2 separate regions of the Mus musculus genome follow, and region 1 is linked to region 2. Evidence: chromatin loops called from intact Hi-C (ENCODE). Cell type or tissue: left cerebral cortex. All regions are shown on one strand. Region 1 overlaps Vps35 (VPS35 retromer complex component). Region 2 holds the start of Wdr83 (WD repeat domain containing 83).

The links. Peaks named below come from ENCODE experiments on the same cell type or tissue, not always from the same donor. Only the 100,000 strongest peaks of a DNase experiment are listed, where the experiment ranks them.
Region 1: it touches region 2 in a loop (2.8-fold over the local background); 5 of 42 quality-filtered maps call a loop at or near these places.

Annotation. Positions count from the first base shown.
Region 1 is chr8:85,268,124-85,276,123 of GRCm38, reverse strand. Vps35 (VPS35 retromer complex component) reads left to right here. Exons shown (of 17, transcript NM_022997.5): 11 at 1,097-1,304; 12 at 2,497-2,652; 13 at 5,309-5,431. Among named protein-coding and RNA genes, the nearest start is that of Vps35, 27 kb to the left of the region's middle. In left cerebral cortex, no CTCF peak of the experiment used is centred here; no DNase peak of the experiment used is centred here.
Region 2 is chr8:85,080,135-85,088,134 of GRCm38, reverse strand. It overlaps Wdr83 (WD repeat domain containing 83), which reads left to right and starts at 7,389. Exons shown (of 9, transcript NM_026399.2): 1 at 7,389-7,622; 2 at 7,702-7,822; 3 at 7,910-8,000. The coding sequence starts at 7,520. Wdr83os (WD repeat domain 83 opposite strand) reads right to left here and starts at 7,172. Exons shown (of 4, transcript NM_001001493.2): 1 at 7,072-7,172; 2 at 6,857-6,962; 3 at 6,261-6,358; 4 at 5,796-6,189. The coding sequence starts at 7,121. The coding sequence ends at 6,123. It overlaps Man2b1 (mannosidase 2, alpha B1), which reads right to left and starts at 4,866. Exons shown (of 24, transcript NM_010764.2): 1 at 4,647-4,866; 2 at 3,632-3,734; 3 at 3,321-3,494; 4 at 2,587-2,780; 5 at 1,192-1,324; 6 at 818-963. The coding sequence starts at 4,805. In left cerebral cortex, CTCF peaks have their summits at 1,680 (motif pointing right), 4,465 and 7,360; DNase peaks (open chromatin) are centred at 4,503, 4,886, 7,207 and 7,424; H3K4me3 peaks cover 3,017 bases; H3K27ac peaks cover 1,964 bases.

The DNA of each region.
Region 1 (8,000 bases), 190 kb before region 2:
TGTTTTGATTTGCATTTCCCTGATGATTAAGGATGTTGAACAGTTTTTCAAGTACTTCTCAGCCCTTCAGTATTCCTCAGTTGAGAATTCTTTGTTTAGCTCTGTGCCCCATTTTTTAATGAGGTTATTTGATTTTCTGGAGCCCAGCTTCTTGAGTTCTTTGTATATATTGGATATTAGTCCCCTATAGTTATTTCTTGTGAACTGAAAAACAGTACAGACCTTTAACATAAGAGAGAAAACTAAACGATGTCTGTGTTACCCTTTATCCCTCCAAGAGTGAGCCAGGCCTGGCTATATTTGTCTGGAGAGGAGATCATTTTGAAATAGAAGAGATTAATTATATGATTTTCTCAGTTTGCTTGACCTATTTCTTTAAATGTGTAAATGAATTTTTAAAAACATCTTATTGGTTCTTTGTGAATTTCACACCATGTACCCCAATCCTTCTCATCTCCTCCTTCCGTCTCTTCTACCCTTGCATCCTCTCCCCAATGGAGGAAAAAATCCTCATGGAAGCTATAGTGTATAACAGTGTATACAGAGCTCATGCATCCTTTTGTTCCCATTTCTTTACAAATGTTCATTGCAAAGACTCATTGGTCTGATACAATGCCTCTGACTTCTGCTGCCTCAGTGGGACTCCTCTCAGATATCCTGTTGTTGCCCTGTGTCATGGAGATCTTGTAATTTTGGATCTATGGGATTGGGCCCCTTCGTGCCCTCCAGTAGTTCCATCAATGCGATAGATGTTGGAGTGGGCCAATTCAGAGCCCTGGATCTGGGCCTGAGAGGTATCTGAGCTGGTCTTCCTGAGGGCTCTCCTGCTCTCTCCACCTTGGGGCTGGCTCACCAGCAACCCCTGGAAACAGGGTCAGCTCTACCCTGCTGCCCAGGTGAGGTGCAGAGCCTGCTCTCCTGAGTGTTACAGCTAATAAGGGACATGGCCAGTTCTCTGATTCTCATGACTCTGGGGCCAACTCCTCTGCCTGCCATAGATGGTAAATAAAGATTTTTTTTTTTAAAATGTGAATCAAGTGCTCTGTTATAAAGATTAATTTTATTCATGAAAGGGTTGCTGTTTTTCTCTTTGTAGTATTGCTACCAGTAGTGCAGTTTCAAAGGAGCTTACCAGACTTTTGAAGATACCTGTTGATACTTACAACAATATCTTAACAGTATTAAAGTTAAAGCATTTCCACCCACTTTTTGAGTACTTTGACTACGAGTCCAGAAAGAGCATGAGCTGTTATGTGCTTAGTAATGTTCTGGATTATAACACAGAAATCGTCTCTCAGGACCAGGTAAGAGAACACAGATATGCTCTTCTAGGGAATTAGAAAAATATGGTTGACTAAGATTTTAGATATTGAGCTGTAGACACTGGTTATAAATGAAGGAGGTAACATAATAATAAAAATATGAATAGCTTATTTGTTATATAGAAGTTAAAAAATTGGAGATGTACAAAGAATTATTAAATACCTCTGATTTCACCACAGTTGATTAACATTTGGCATACCTCTTTTCAGATTTTTGTCCATAAATGAATACATTGACCTATCAACTTTTCAATGCCTTTGGAACAACCTCCCTACTTCTCCCAATTTTATGTCCTCCTTTTTTTTTTTTTTTTTTTAAATTCAGCTCAATTATTACTTCCTGTATGTGAATGAGTAGAAGAGGGTCACCTGCTGGGAATATAAGCAACCTACCAGTGACTGTACCCCATAGAAGTGACTCTCCCGCCTTCAGTAGCCAGTATTTGCCAATAGCTCTTCAGCTAGGGTTGGCTCCTTGGGAACTTCCTTTCTATCCAGGATGAGTGTTGACTAGCTTGATCTTGGGCAGGCAATCAAAGCTACTGTGGAAAGGTGCTATTTTGCAGTAGTCCTTGACCTCTGGCTATAATATTTCTGTCCCCTCTTCAGTGTTCCCTGAGCCATGTTGGGGAGGGTATGCTAAAGACATGCTATTTAGGGCTTAACACTCCATAGTCATTTACTTTCTACCCTTTGAGTTCTATTAACTGTTATCCACTGCAAAAAGAAGCATCATTGATAAGGGAGAAAGCTATAATAATCTGTGGCTGGAAGGATATTTAGAAGATAGTTTGTTACTATGTCCACTTAGCAAAATAATAGTAGTAGACTCTGCCTTAGCCCTTTTTCTTCGTAATCCTTGGGTTCTTTGCCAGGTTTGCAGTACCAGTACCAGGCATGAATTCTACCCTGTGGAACAAACCTTAAGTCCAAGTAGAAAGCCCTGGTTATTCCTAAAATATTCATTCCACTATTGTACCAATGGGCGAATTTTGTCAAACTGGTTGTTACTGTAGCTTAAAAAGTTCACAGCTGGGTGAAACTGTTTATTCTAACTTTTTTACAAAAACACTGAATTATTTTGCTGATATTGTTTCATTATGTATCCACTTAGAAACTGTTGCCTTTTTTGTTGATAGTGTCAGGCTAATATTTTCTACTTTCTGTGTTGCAGGTAGATTCCATAATGAATTTGGTGTCCACATTGATTCAGGATCAGCCAGACCAACCTGTAGAAGACCCTGATCCAGAAGACTTCGCTGATGAACAGAGCCTTGTTGGCCGATTTATTCATCTGCTACGTTCTGATGATCCTGACCAGCAGTATTTGGTATGAGTTATCTCTTACTGTAACCTTTCCTCACGCTTAATGAGCAGAAAAGTGTTTAAAATGGTTTAATGCAGCTTTTGCATTGGTTTAAGGTGTTAAAAAACTTGTTACTGAATTAAAGTTCATGACCTTAAAAAAATTTATTTACCTATTTAGTTTTTTTGAGGCAAGTTCTCACTGTAGCCATGTTGGCCTTAAAATTATGATCCTGCTGCCCTAGCTTCCTGAGTGCTACAAATTCAGTTGTGTACCACCGTGCACAGCTGGGATTTTATTTTTGTATAAATGAATAGTTAAATTGTTGGCACTCATGAAGAACAAGTCAGGTATTCCAGCTTCTCTTGAAAACCTGAGAATTGCAGAAAAGCTTGCTTTCCTTTAGTTGGATATTACGTAATTGTTCTGTGTTCTGTGTCTTTTTCAACAGTGTAGTGCATTTAGAATGTTTAGTTGTTTATCATAATAAACTTAATGAGACATAAAATCTGATAGGAAGATATTTGTCAGATGAAAATGTATGAAGGACTTTAAAGTTTAGTGATCAGACAAGACAAAGCTTTCTCTTTTATCATAGTCCTCAGTTAATCTTTATGAAATGAAGATTTAAATGTGACCTAAGTAGGTAAGTTGGCATCTGATAGTGGATGATTTAAAAGGCTGATTTCTTTAATTTGTCTTAGGGAGAGTCTTTTATGCACTATGTGATCAAGACAGTATGTGAATACTGAAATATTTTAAGTTGCTCCCCCTTCTTCGCTCTTCCTTCTGTGTGTGTGGAGGGGATTGCTCTCATTTTCTGTGTCACATCGATAGTATTTATGGCTGATTGGTTATGTTTGTATGTCACCATATCAAAGAAATCCACAAGACCCAAATATATCACATACTGTATTTTACGTGAATTCTTTAGTGTTTATATTTGCGTGTTTATGTAGGTGCACCTGAAGGTTAAAGGTCAGCATCAAGTCAGGTACTTTCCATTGTGTTTTTCTAGACAGGGTTCCTCAGTGAGCTCCTGGAGTCAGCTGCTTCTGCCTTCCCAGTGCTGGGACTGCAGTTGCATGGCTGCGCCTGGCCTTTTATGAAGATGTTGGGAATCTAAACTCAGCTTATGCTAGAAGCATTTTACTGACTGAACCATCTGCCCAATCCTTTGGTTTTCCTTTTCTTTTCTTCTTTTCTTTCTGAACCAACCATACATTTGTTTCATACGGCTTTTTAAATTATATTGTAGTTTTCTTAATTTAAGTGTGCTTAGGAAGTTTGATCTACCTGTAAGGATAAATAATTAAGGTTATAGGAAGATCTAAAAGATTAGAGTTTAGACAACCCCAAATAGCTAGAACAGGCTTTATTTAATTCCAGAAAGATGGTTTCTCTAATTCTGGCCAACTAATCATGGCATAGGCCCCAGTCACTCAGTGGTCAGAGTTCAAGAGAATGAGGGGTTATATGTAGCCTTTTGAAGCTAAGGATAGGAAAGGTGGAAAGGGGAATTTAGCCGCTTTCCTTAGATAACCTGGGTTTTTTGTTTGTTTGTTTGTTTTCTGGTTTTGGAGACTGCGGGGTCTGTCATCTCTTTCTGCAACCACAAGGTGTTTGAGGCAGCTACTTTTTCCAAATAGCTGGCTTCCTGGAGCTCTGAGCTCAGTTTAGGGCCTTGACTTTTAGGAGTGATTCTCCTACTCCTACACACACACCAGAGCCGTTTTTCCATAATTGCCTACTTTTCTGAGCACATACTTTGTGCAAGGTATTGATGACATAATTGAAACTTTGTGTCATTTAATCTTCCCAACAGTTTTATAGGAATATGCTACCTCATTTTTCAAGTGAAATTTATGCTAAGAGGAAGGCAGTATGAGACTTATCCTTGGGAGATGCAACTCAGACATCTCTTCACTGCTATTAGGAATAGATTTCAGACCATTTAATGTTCAATTTGGCCAACAAGTGAGTTTATTGGGATTACTTACAGGAGTATGGGCAGTAAGAGGGTGGGGTTATTCACAGGAACAGGGCTGTCTCAAAGACAATGGCATAACTGAAAATCACACTCTGGTACAGGTGACAACTCATAAAAGCTGCAGTCCTGAAGCTCTGCATGACTTGCAGTCAGCTTCCATGTTGGACAAGCTCCTCCAGGCCACCTTGCTGGTCCGTCTCCTCCACCAGCATGCTTTATTGTTCCTTGAGGAGGAACCTGTTAGTCTTACAAGTTTCAGCTGTCTGGGACTTGTAAGTTTATTTACTTCCTGAATCTTAGGAGCTTCTCTCCAGGATGGAATGTTTCAGCAGATTGCTACACTGCAGCAATAAAGACTAGACAGGACTAGAATCTACTTTTACATGTAAGTCTGTTCAGCTTCCTCAGCCTGCAGTCCTTATCAATGAAGTATAGTTTGTGAATGAAAGAGCACATATCTATTCTTGACTAGTTACCTAAGGCTAGTATTACAACCCGTGTAAGCTTCCAATTTGCTTATATAAAATGAGTTAGTATTTTATAATATAGGAAGTGTGTACTTCAGTAAAGCCTGGTTTATCATAAAACAGTAGCAGCTTGGAATAAAGTTATGGAATAGAGTTCCCATGTAATTTTGTAAACAAATAATCCTAGCATGGAAAATTATTTTAAATTTTTTTTCTTTGTCAGATTTTGAATACGGCACGAAAACATTTTGGGGCTGGTGGAAATCAGCGGATTCGCTTCACACTGCCACCTTTGGTATTTGCAGCTTACCAGTTGGCTTTTCGATACAAAGAGAATTCCCAAATGGTAGGTTTACTTTGAAATTTGTCACTACGTTTCTCCTTTTCCTTTACTGTATCTTCTAAGTTGTAGAAAAGCTCAAGCACACACACAGAATGAGTGATCATTACTCACCCTTTGCTGATTTTAGCTGACGCTGGTGAACTATACACTGGCTGAGAAATCACATAGCAGCACTTGGAAGTATGAGACTGAATCAGTTTGAATTGATGCTAAAACGTTTCCTTAGGGTCTGAATCAGTGTAACTTTACCTAGTGACAAGGTCTAGCACTGTATAATCACTTCTCAAAAAAGCTTGTTATTGAATATTGTTATGAATTGCATGCAACTACTCTTAAGAGTTTGTTTCTTTCTAAAACAGAACCATGGCTAGTCTTCGGTGGCATAATTTTAAAGAAAACACCTCAGTCTCATATTCATGGAAGTTGAACATTCAGGTTTATGTTACGGAATAAAGCTCAGTAAACTTGATTTTCTAATAATGTTTTAAAAGCATTTTTATCTGAATACTCTTACCTGCTTACATACCAGGTTTTTGTCAGGATAGCTTCTGTTCTGTTTTCTAGCACTTTATGACTAAGTATTTGTCATTATAACAATAAAAGTAGCCATATTCCTATGCAATATAGTACTTGAAGTCCTAGCCAAAGCAATTAGACAACAAGAGGAGGTCAGGGTCAACAAATTGGAAAGGAAGAAGTCAAAATATCACTATTTGCAGATGATATGATAGTATATATAAGTGACCTTAAAAATTCTACCAGAGAACTCCTAAACCTGATAAACAGCTTCAGTGCAGTAGCTGGATATAAAAGTAACTCAAACAAATCAGTGGCCTTTCTCTACACAAAGGATAAACAGGCTGAGAAAGAAATTAGGGAAACAACAGCCTTCACAATAGTCACAAATAATATAAAATACTTTGGTGTGACTCTAAGGAAGTGAAAGATCTGTATGATAAGAACTTCAAGTCTCTGAAGATAGAAATCAAAGAAGATCTCAGAAAATGGAAAGATCTCCCATGCTCATGGATTGGCAGGATTAATATAGTCAAAACGGTTATCCTGCCAAAAGCAATCTACAGATTCAATGCAATCCCCAGCAAACTTCCAACTCAATTCTTCACAGAGTTAGAAAGGGCAATCTGCAAATTCATCTGGAATAACAAAAAACCTAGGATAGCAAAAACTATTCTCAACAATAAAAGAACCTCTGGTGGAATCACCATGCCTGACCTCAAGCTGTACTACAGAGCAATTGTGATTAAAAAACTGTATGGTACTGGTACAGCGACAGACAGGTAGATCAATGGAATAGAATTGACCCAGAAATGAACCCACACACCTATGGTCACTTATCTTTGACATAGGAGCTAAAACCATCCAATGAAAAAAAGACAGCATTTTCAACAAATGGTGCTGGCACAACTGGAGGTTATCATGTAGAAGAATGAGAATTGATCCATTCTTATCTTCTGTACTAAGCTCAAGTCTAAGTGGATCAAGGAACTCCACATAAAACCAGAGACACTGACACTTATAGAGGAGAAAGTGGGGAAAAGCCTCGAAGATATGGGCACAGAGGAAAAATTCCTGAACAGAACAGCAATGGCTTGTGCTATAAGATCGAAAATCGACAAATGGGACCTCATAAAGTTACAAAGCTTCTGTAAGGCAAAAGACACTGTCAATAAGACAAAAAGGCCACCAACAGATTGGGAAAGGATTTTTACCAATCCTAATTCCAATAGGGGACTAATATCCAGTATATACAAAGAACTCAAGAAGCTGGGCTCCAGAAAATCAAATAACCCCTTTAAAAAATTGGGCACAGAGTTAAACAAAGAATTCTCAACTGAAGAATACCGAAGGGCTGAGAAGTACTTGAAAAACTGTTCAACATCCTTAATCATCAGGGAAATGCAAATCAAAACAACCCTGAGATTCTGCTTCACACCAGTCAGAATGGCTAGGATCAAAAATTCAGATGACAGCAGATGCTGGCGAGGATGTGGAGAAAGAGGAACACTCCTCCATTGCTGGTGGGATTGCAAGCTTGTACAGGGGAACACCAGGGCCAAGAAGTGGGAGTGGGTGGGTAGGGGAGCAAGGGGGGGGTATAGGGGACTTTTGGGATAGCATTTGAGATGTAAATGAAGAAAATATCTAATAAAAAATTAAAAAGAAAAGAAAATGGAAATAACTAATAAAAGGGGGTAAAGGGTTAAGAAATTTCCCTGTTGTGTTGGAAATCAGTCTGGCGGTTCCTCAGAAAATTGGACATAGTACTACCGGAGGATCCAGCAATACCACTCCTGGGCATATACCCAGAAGATGTTCCATCTGGTAATAAGGACACATGCTCCACTATGTTCATAGCAGCCTTATTTATAATAGCCAGAAGCTGGAAAGAACCCAGATGCCCCTCAATAGAGGAATGGATACAGAAAATGTGGTACATTTATACAATGGAGTACTACTCAGCTATTAAAAACAATGAATTTATGAAATTCTTAGACAAATGGATGGATCTGGAGGGTATCATCCTGAGTGAGGTAACCCAATCACAAAAGAA
Region 2 (8,000 bases):
GCAGGAGGAGCAGAAGTTCAAAGCCAGCCTCACCTACATAGCAAGTTCAAAGCCAGCTTGGATTACTTAAAGCTTTGTCTGAAAACAACATAACAGCCAATAGTTGCCAAGGGTCCTTTACTCAGATAAGGCTACAAGGCACTGAGCCACCCTCTCTCATCATTTTCCTCTTCTTCCTCCTCCTCCTCTTCCCTTTAAATGTGTATTTATGAGGGGATGGTACATATGATATAGTATGCACCAGTTATAGCTATAGGACCAGCGTGGAGGTTGGAGAAGAACTTTCAGAAGTCAGTGCCTTTGCTCCACCATGTGGGTTCTGGAAACTAAACTCAGGTTGCCAACCTTGGTCACAAGCACCTTTATCCACTGAGCCATCTCACTGGCCCACTTCCTTGATTTGTTTATTGGTTTTGATTTGAGACAGGGTCTCACTATGTTGTCCTCAGCTGGCTTCAAGCTCACAGAGATCTAGCTGCCTTCTCCCCACCCTTCGGGCAGAATCTCTCCTTGAATCTGGGACTTGCATTTTCTTCCATAGGCTGAAATCCAGTGCCCAATGATCCTCCTGTCTTTTTGTCTCTTGGAGCCAGAGCTCTAGATAACTCTCATTCCGGAGCATGTGGTTAGAATGACTGGTGTATTATGTGGGTGCTGGACTCTGAACTCTGACCCTCACACTTGAGCAGGAAGTACCCTTAAATGCTGAGCAGTCTCTCCAGCCCCTCATGTCCCTTGGAGGCATCCCCCTGGGCTTTGGGGAAGGCTAGTGCCTGTGCCTACAGATTCTGGACTGTCATCTGGATAGCTACATTACCTGGGAAGAAGCGAGCTTCAGGAAGTAGTTGACCAACGTTTTTGCATTGAACTCAGGGCTCCGGGGATTATCCACCACGGGAGGGTCTGTACATAGCACATCCCAGCACAGGTATTTCGGGGGGTTGTAATTATTGGGGAGCACACCTATAGACAAAACCAGACTCAGCACCCCAGACCTGTCCTGGGGTCAGAGCCTGTCACATCCCACCCAGGATAGACGTCCAAATTCAAAAGGGCAGATACAAAAGGAACGCACAGAGCCCTGCTCAAAAAATCATTAAAAATCCTAAGATAACCTCAGCACATCACAACACGACACCAGGACTCTTCTGGGCTCGAGGTTGTGTATGGTTTACTCTCCCACCCTCTTACCAGTAAAGAGGTCAGCAGCGGGGGGCTCCAAGCTGTCACTAGCTCTCCACAGCTCCTCCATCCTCAGCTTTTTCTTCCGATTAAGTTTATCTTGATAGTCAATGCGCCCAAGGAAGAAGCCATCAAAACCCATCTGATAGCACAGAGAGGCTGAGTGAAGGAATGTAAGGCCTTCTTGCCCAGTCGGGCAAGAGCACAGAGAGAAAAGGTATACACAACTAAAACTATGGTTTTCAGGGCCAGAAAGATGGCTCTGTGGTTAAGATCGTTATCTGCTCTTTCAGAGGACCAGAGTTCAATACCCAGTATCACTATGGTGACTTGCAACCACCCATTACCTCAGTGCCAGGGGATCCTACAGTCCTGTGTGGACACTGCACATATGTGGCTCACAGATATACATGCAGGTAAAATACCCATATATGTTAAATCATAATTTTTTAAAAATATTTATCTATTATTATATATAAGTACACTGTATCTGTCTTCAGATACACCAGAAGAGGGCGCCAGATCTCATTATATGTAGTTGTGAGCCACCATGTGGTTTCTGGGATTTGAACTCAGGACCTCTGGAAGAGGAGTCAGAGCTCTTACCCGCTGAGCCATCTCGCCAGCCCCAAATAATAATTTTTTTTAAAGCTAGATATTTTTCTTTTTGTAAAAAAAAAATTGTTTATTTTATGTATGTAAGTACACTGTAACTATCTTTAGACACACAAGAGGGCATTGGATCCCATTACAGATGGTTGTGAGCCACCATGTGGTTGCTGGGAATTGAACTTAGGACCTCGAGGAGAGCAGTCAGTGCTCTTACTGCTGAGCTCCAGCCCTAGATTTTTTTTTTTTTTTTTGATACTGGGTCTCATTGTATAGACCATACTGATCTCTACCTCACAGGCCTCCTGCACCAGCCTGCTGGCATTACAGGCATGGGTCCCACGGAGCCTGAATGTTTATTTCCAAGGTTGAGAAAGACAGGGACAAAGAAGCAGCTGTCAAACCCCAACCCACGTCCACCTCCCTAGTTATGTCCCCAGTCTGAGGTGGGTGAGGTCAACACAAACATGAAGCTGTTTTTAAAGGAAGTTGTCGCCAACGGTCACTGGGATTAGAGAGTTGCCTCAGCACTAGCAGGCTAGTGGAGTCCAAATTCAGATAAGGCCTGGTCAAGGCAAAGGACCAACACAGCAGTTTAAACCTGCGGTGCCCTAGGATATAGACCAATCAGGGCTTGAACTCAACTCACAAGAGTCAATTTCACCCACAAGGTTGTGTCTCAGCAAGCCACAGTCTAGTCCCAGGGACTACTAAAGAAGGGCAGGGTTTGAGTAGCTAAAGGCAGAGTCAGAGTAGGTTAAGGGCAGGTCCAAAAGAGAATAGGGTGGTTGGCACCTGGGCAAACAGGGAGGCCTGTTCTCGAGAGTGGCCGAAAGGGTCAATATGCCAGGCCACACGGGGAAGTCCATCACTACCAAATGTGTCTTGCAGGAAGCGTAGCCCAAGTGTCATCTGGTCCACAATCGCGCCATAGTGGGTGGCTGCTTCGTCGTTCATCACCCAGCCACCATTGACAAACTCCAGGCGCCCTGTTCAAATAAGGCAGAGGGAAAAGGGTAGCTGTTAGAAGCGGGGGCCACCGTGGGCAAGGCTAGGAAAACAGACCCTAGTATGCTATATACCGAAGCCTGAAGAAGAGGCGAGTTTCCAAACCAGTGTGCTCAGATCTGCATGGCTGACCTCCCTGTGGAGCCACTGGAGATGGGACCTTGTGAGACAGGGTTCTCTATATGAAGACAGATTCTAAGCGGGTAGAACTATGGGTACAGTGTGTGTACACGATGATATAATAAAAATCTCAGAGATGCCTGGTTGTCCAAGCCTTTTGTTTTAGCTCTAGGAAAACAGGGAGGAAGGAGGATTTCCTCAAGTTCAAGACCAATCTAATCTAATAACAAATTCCAGGCCAGGAAGGGCCTGGCTATATAATAAGACACTGCTCCCCACTCCCCTCCCCCACCCCCCCCACACACATAAGTAAATAGATAAATAAGTAATCTGAGAGGTCGGGTTTGCAGAAGTACAAGCTGGGCTGGGCTTCCTCTTTTCACTTCTTGGGTTAGGCTCACCCTGGCGCACCAGGTTCCGTACAGCGTCCTGGGTTGCACTGGTCTGCTGCTTCCACCAACGGGAGAAGAAAGCCATTTCCACATAGATGAAGCGACGGGTGGGTTTCTCCAGTAGAGAGGAGACTACTGAGTCTAGGATGTACTGAACAGATGCGTGCTGAACATCACTCAGGACTGTGGGCATGAAGTTCAGGAAGTCAAGGTCCACTAGAAGATATGCATTGCTACAGAGGCCAGAAAACTCACTGTTCCCACCCCAATGTCCAAATCTGTGAAAAAAATTGCAGAGGCCCTCACCCCTCTCTACTCACTGCCGTAATAGTATTGGTCCACTGTCTTCAGCCAGCCTACATCATCGTGTGTATGAGGCAGCAGGTGCACATTGAGCATGCCTGGCTTCGTTGGGGGACATGTCTGCACAAAGACCCCCCCAACATACACATTCCCTGTCAGTAGCCGATAGTTCTAGAGGCAGGCAGGTTGGGGGCTCTGCGGTAGAACCCTTGCCTGGCATGTTCAAGACCATAGGTTTGACTTCCACTTTCACACGCAGGCAGGGAGATGGTACAAGCACAGGCCTTAACTTTGGAGTGATGCAGAGAGGTCAAAAAGCTATAATCTGTCCCAGGAAGGACACACAGAGTATAGTGCCCATATACTCTATAGATGCAACTCCCACTTTGCACAAACCCCATAGAGCAGAGATCACATACTTTAGGATAACTTTTGTCGGGGTTAGCTAAGCATTTGCAGACAGCTGAGATACGGGGCAATATTAGCCCTAATTGTCAGGCTAGGACACTGTGCCACAGTGCTGAGAAGTGACTTGCACAGGAAGGAGCCAGGAAGCTGAGAATCCTGGGGGAAAGGGAAGCTAGGAATGGGCAGCCCAGCTCACATCTCCTAGTCAACCTCTGCAAAGAAAAGAAGGGGCGCCAGGTGATGTCGTCAGATTTGCAAGATAGGTTTTCCAGCCGAGCCATGCCAAATGGATTTTGGGGGATGCAGTCACCAACAAGAGGAACCATGCAAGCACAACCTGTGCAAAACTTAGAGTCCTGCGTTCATGTGGCTGCTCATTCTTCACCCGACAACCACAGTAAAGTGCATGCAAAGTCCAAACAGGCCACTTGGAGTCACAGGGAGGCGAAAAAAATCACGTGCAGCCTTGTTTTCAGGCTCACGCCAGACCTTTTCAGAAACCCAATGCATGCTCTTAGCCCACACCGTCAGATCAACAGCAGTTTCCTATGGATCAGTGTCACCCATACCTCTAGTTCAACTCTGCCCAAATACATTTCCGCCCGCGGGCCCCAGCTCACCCACCTTGTAACCCGCGGCCCGAGCGCCAGGCGCGGCCAGCAACAGCCAAAAAAGAAAGGAAATAGGCAGGACTGGCGAACCTAGGTTGCAGGAGCTCATCCAGAGCCACCCGGTGTTCCCGCCACCAGCACGGACACCAGAGGTGAGCGGTCCGGTGCCCATGGTTCCGGCGACGCCGCTTCCGTGGCTTTCTCTACCCTAGCTAAATCCCTGAGAATGCTCCGCCCCCAGAACCCGAACCGCCAATCGGTGAGGAAGGGGGCAGGGCCTGGGTCATCAAGGACCTGTGGCAGTAGACTGAGCACAGGGAAGTACTGGATCTGTCCCCACCCCCATTCCACCCAGAGCTCTTTTGGCAGGAGACCTTAGCACTAAGATTTTTTTGATATGCTTTTGTATGAGTGTGAGCGAAGGATTCTGCTTTCCCAGTGGACTTCAATGTTTCCTAAGGAGTGAAAGTGTAGATGGGATTCTAGGGTACCAACTCTCTTTAGGGTTGGTGTCCTGGAGGGACCTAGAGTGGATAGAAGCTGGGGTCGAAAACAGTTCTGATCTGCCTTGTAGGACTGGGACTTCAAACAAACTGCCACTGGAATGCCAGAGATGAGGCACCCATCCCAGGCTGGACTGAGCTGCCTGTGAGCTTGTAGGGAAGAGAGAACCCTTCCCAACTCCCGCTGGTCTAGTGATTGCTCTGTTGCTCTAATAAGAAAACTCAGGGCCAGGGTTTAGTACATTAATATGTAGCTGTAATGTCAGCATGTTGAAGGCTGAGACAGGACTATATGAATACCAGGCCTGCCATGGCCATGTAAGGATACACAAATAAAACCCAGAAATATACCTCTGTAGAATACTTGTGTAACCTATATAAAGCCCTGAATTTCATACATAGCACTTCAGAATAAATAAGCAAATACATACACACACACACACACACACACACACACACACACACACACACACACCAAGAAAACCAAAACCTAGATTGGTTAGGTTATCAGGGCCAACAATCACCCTGATGCCTAACCCTAGACCCGAGGCTTGTGAAATATTAACATTAACTCATTTTTTCAAAAAGTCAGACAGGGGCCCCAGCACAGGGCAGTCTTCACTGGGCAGAGCACCCCATGAACAAAAGAGAAGCAACAGTGCAAGCCAACCAGAGCGGAAAGTTTTATATCAACTGGTTTCAATAAGAAAACAAGTGACTACGTAGAAACATGAACAGTGTTTCTCATAACAGTGGCCGGGTTTGGGGGGGGGGGAGAAGGTAAAAGGGAAGTCTGCAGGTTTATCTCTTTGTCAAAGCAGAAGCAGGGCCCCAAAGAAAGAGCCAACTTCCTTCCATTCAGCTGGGAGCCCAGAGACCACACTCAGGAAAGTTTAGGACAGCAGCTGAGGGAGGGCGGAGGCAGCCAAAGGCTAGGCCAGAGAGAAGGTGGGCCTGAGTCCAGGATCCAACCCTCCTAGGTGGCATCACCAGGGAGGCGTCATGGGCTGAGGATTCTGCAGATAGGACATCACCACGGCGGAGATAGAGAGCCTGAGATGGAAAAGAGCTGTCAGTGCTGGGGAGCACGCATGGGACCCCATCCCCTTATTCAGCATCCTCACATGAAGCTACTCATCATCTGCTTAGTGTCCTCCGAGCTCCGCGAGTTGGCAAAGCTGATAAAGGAGCAGTAGACAGCAACCCAAGCACACCACTTCAGCTGAAGAAAGGTGGGTGAGAAGACCGGGTCAGTGACAAGTATACCAAGGAGCTCCCACCACCAAGGTCCTCAGATATCAGGTTCTACCTGCAGCTCGGACCTTGTTCCCGGGGAAGCACCTCAACACCAACCCTCAGAGCCTACTCGAAGCAGCAGGCTTCTGATGCCAATGTGTGTCCTGCACCTCTCACCCTACCGCATCCTCTCAGACTGCTCTAACATTCCCACATGCTAAGGACCCTCCCGGCCTCTTTTCCACAAGTCGTCTGTAACTTGCCTAAGTTAGGCTCCACCCTCAGACCCCGCTAGGCAGTGTACAAGTCAAGTGCAAGCCCAACTTCCCCTACGTTTGGGGCGTCACCCTAGCTCCACCCCTAGCTGACCTCACCCCCTTCCCCACCTCTAGCACAGCCAGAGGACCCGCCTCTTTCTGAACCCACCCCAGACCTCAGTTTCAGGCGGACCAACAGACACTCAGGGAGGTTCATCCCCACCCACCTTAAGCATGAGGCCACACATGCTGAAGATCATGCCAAGAAGATTCATGTAGTCCGGAGTCGGGTCGTCTAAAGCCGGGTTGCACTCACTCGGGGGAGGCTTATACCTGCGACATGTTCAAGGATCAGGAGCGATCAAGTCCCACCTGGGCCACCTTAGCCATGACCCACGGCCACAACCAAAGACGCCTTGCCATGACTTGCTGGACTGCTCACCTCAGCACTTTGTTGGGCCTTCGTGGGTCGGACATATTGTTAGTGGACATAGCAAACTGAAGACCACGCCGTCCTTCTTTCACAGCTAGAAGAGCAACTTCCGGGCGTGGGAATGAAGGATGGCTTTTAGAGTAACACCAGTAGCCAGCGCTTCTGTTCCCAATAGCAGTGAGAGGGACGACTCTCAGCCAGAAAAAGGAGAATGAGAAAAGGCCAAAACAGTTCCTGGAAAGTAGGAAGTCTAGGGAAAAAAAACTGAAAGGACTTTTCAGTATCCCCAAAACTGTCATTAACGCGCTGAAATTTTGCACGGAAGTGCAAAGCAGGAAATAAATCCTGGGGGACAATAATAATGTTACACTCGAGCAAGTCTCTTTGAAAGCTTGGGAGGACGGTGGTCTCAATACATCAGCAGTAAAGCAGGCAGCGGACTGATGCATTTAAAAGTATGGCTTTTCCCGAGCCAAAGCCGCGGGCACCGGAGCTGCCGCAGAAACGGATGAAGACGCTGGACTGCAGCCAGGGCGCGGTGCGAGCCGTGCGATTTAATGGTAAGCGCCTTCGCCTTCCTCCCGGGCGTCCCTCCACCCGAGACCGGCGGTCCCGTAACCCCTGCCCTTTGTTCCCCAGTGGACGGCAACTACTGCCTGACGTGCGGCAGCGATAAAACCCTAAAGCTGTGGAACCCGCTGCGTGGGACGCTGCTGCGGACCTACAGTGGCCACGGCTACGAAGTGCTAGATGCGGCTGGGTGAGCTCCGGGCTAGGCTGGAATAAGGAGCGCAGAGGCTAGCTAGGGTCGTGAGTGGATATTGACCTTCTTTTCCCTGTCCTCCAGCTCCTTTGATAACAGCCATCTCTGTTCTGGTGGCGGGGACAAGACGGTGGTGCTGTGGGATGTAGCAACTGGGCAGGTCGTGCGCAAATTT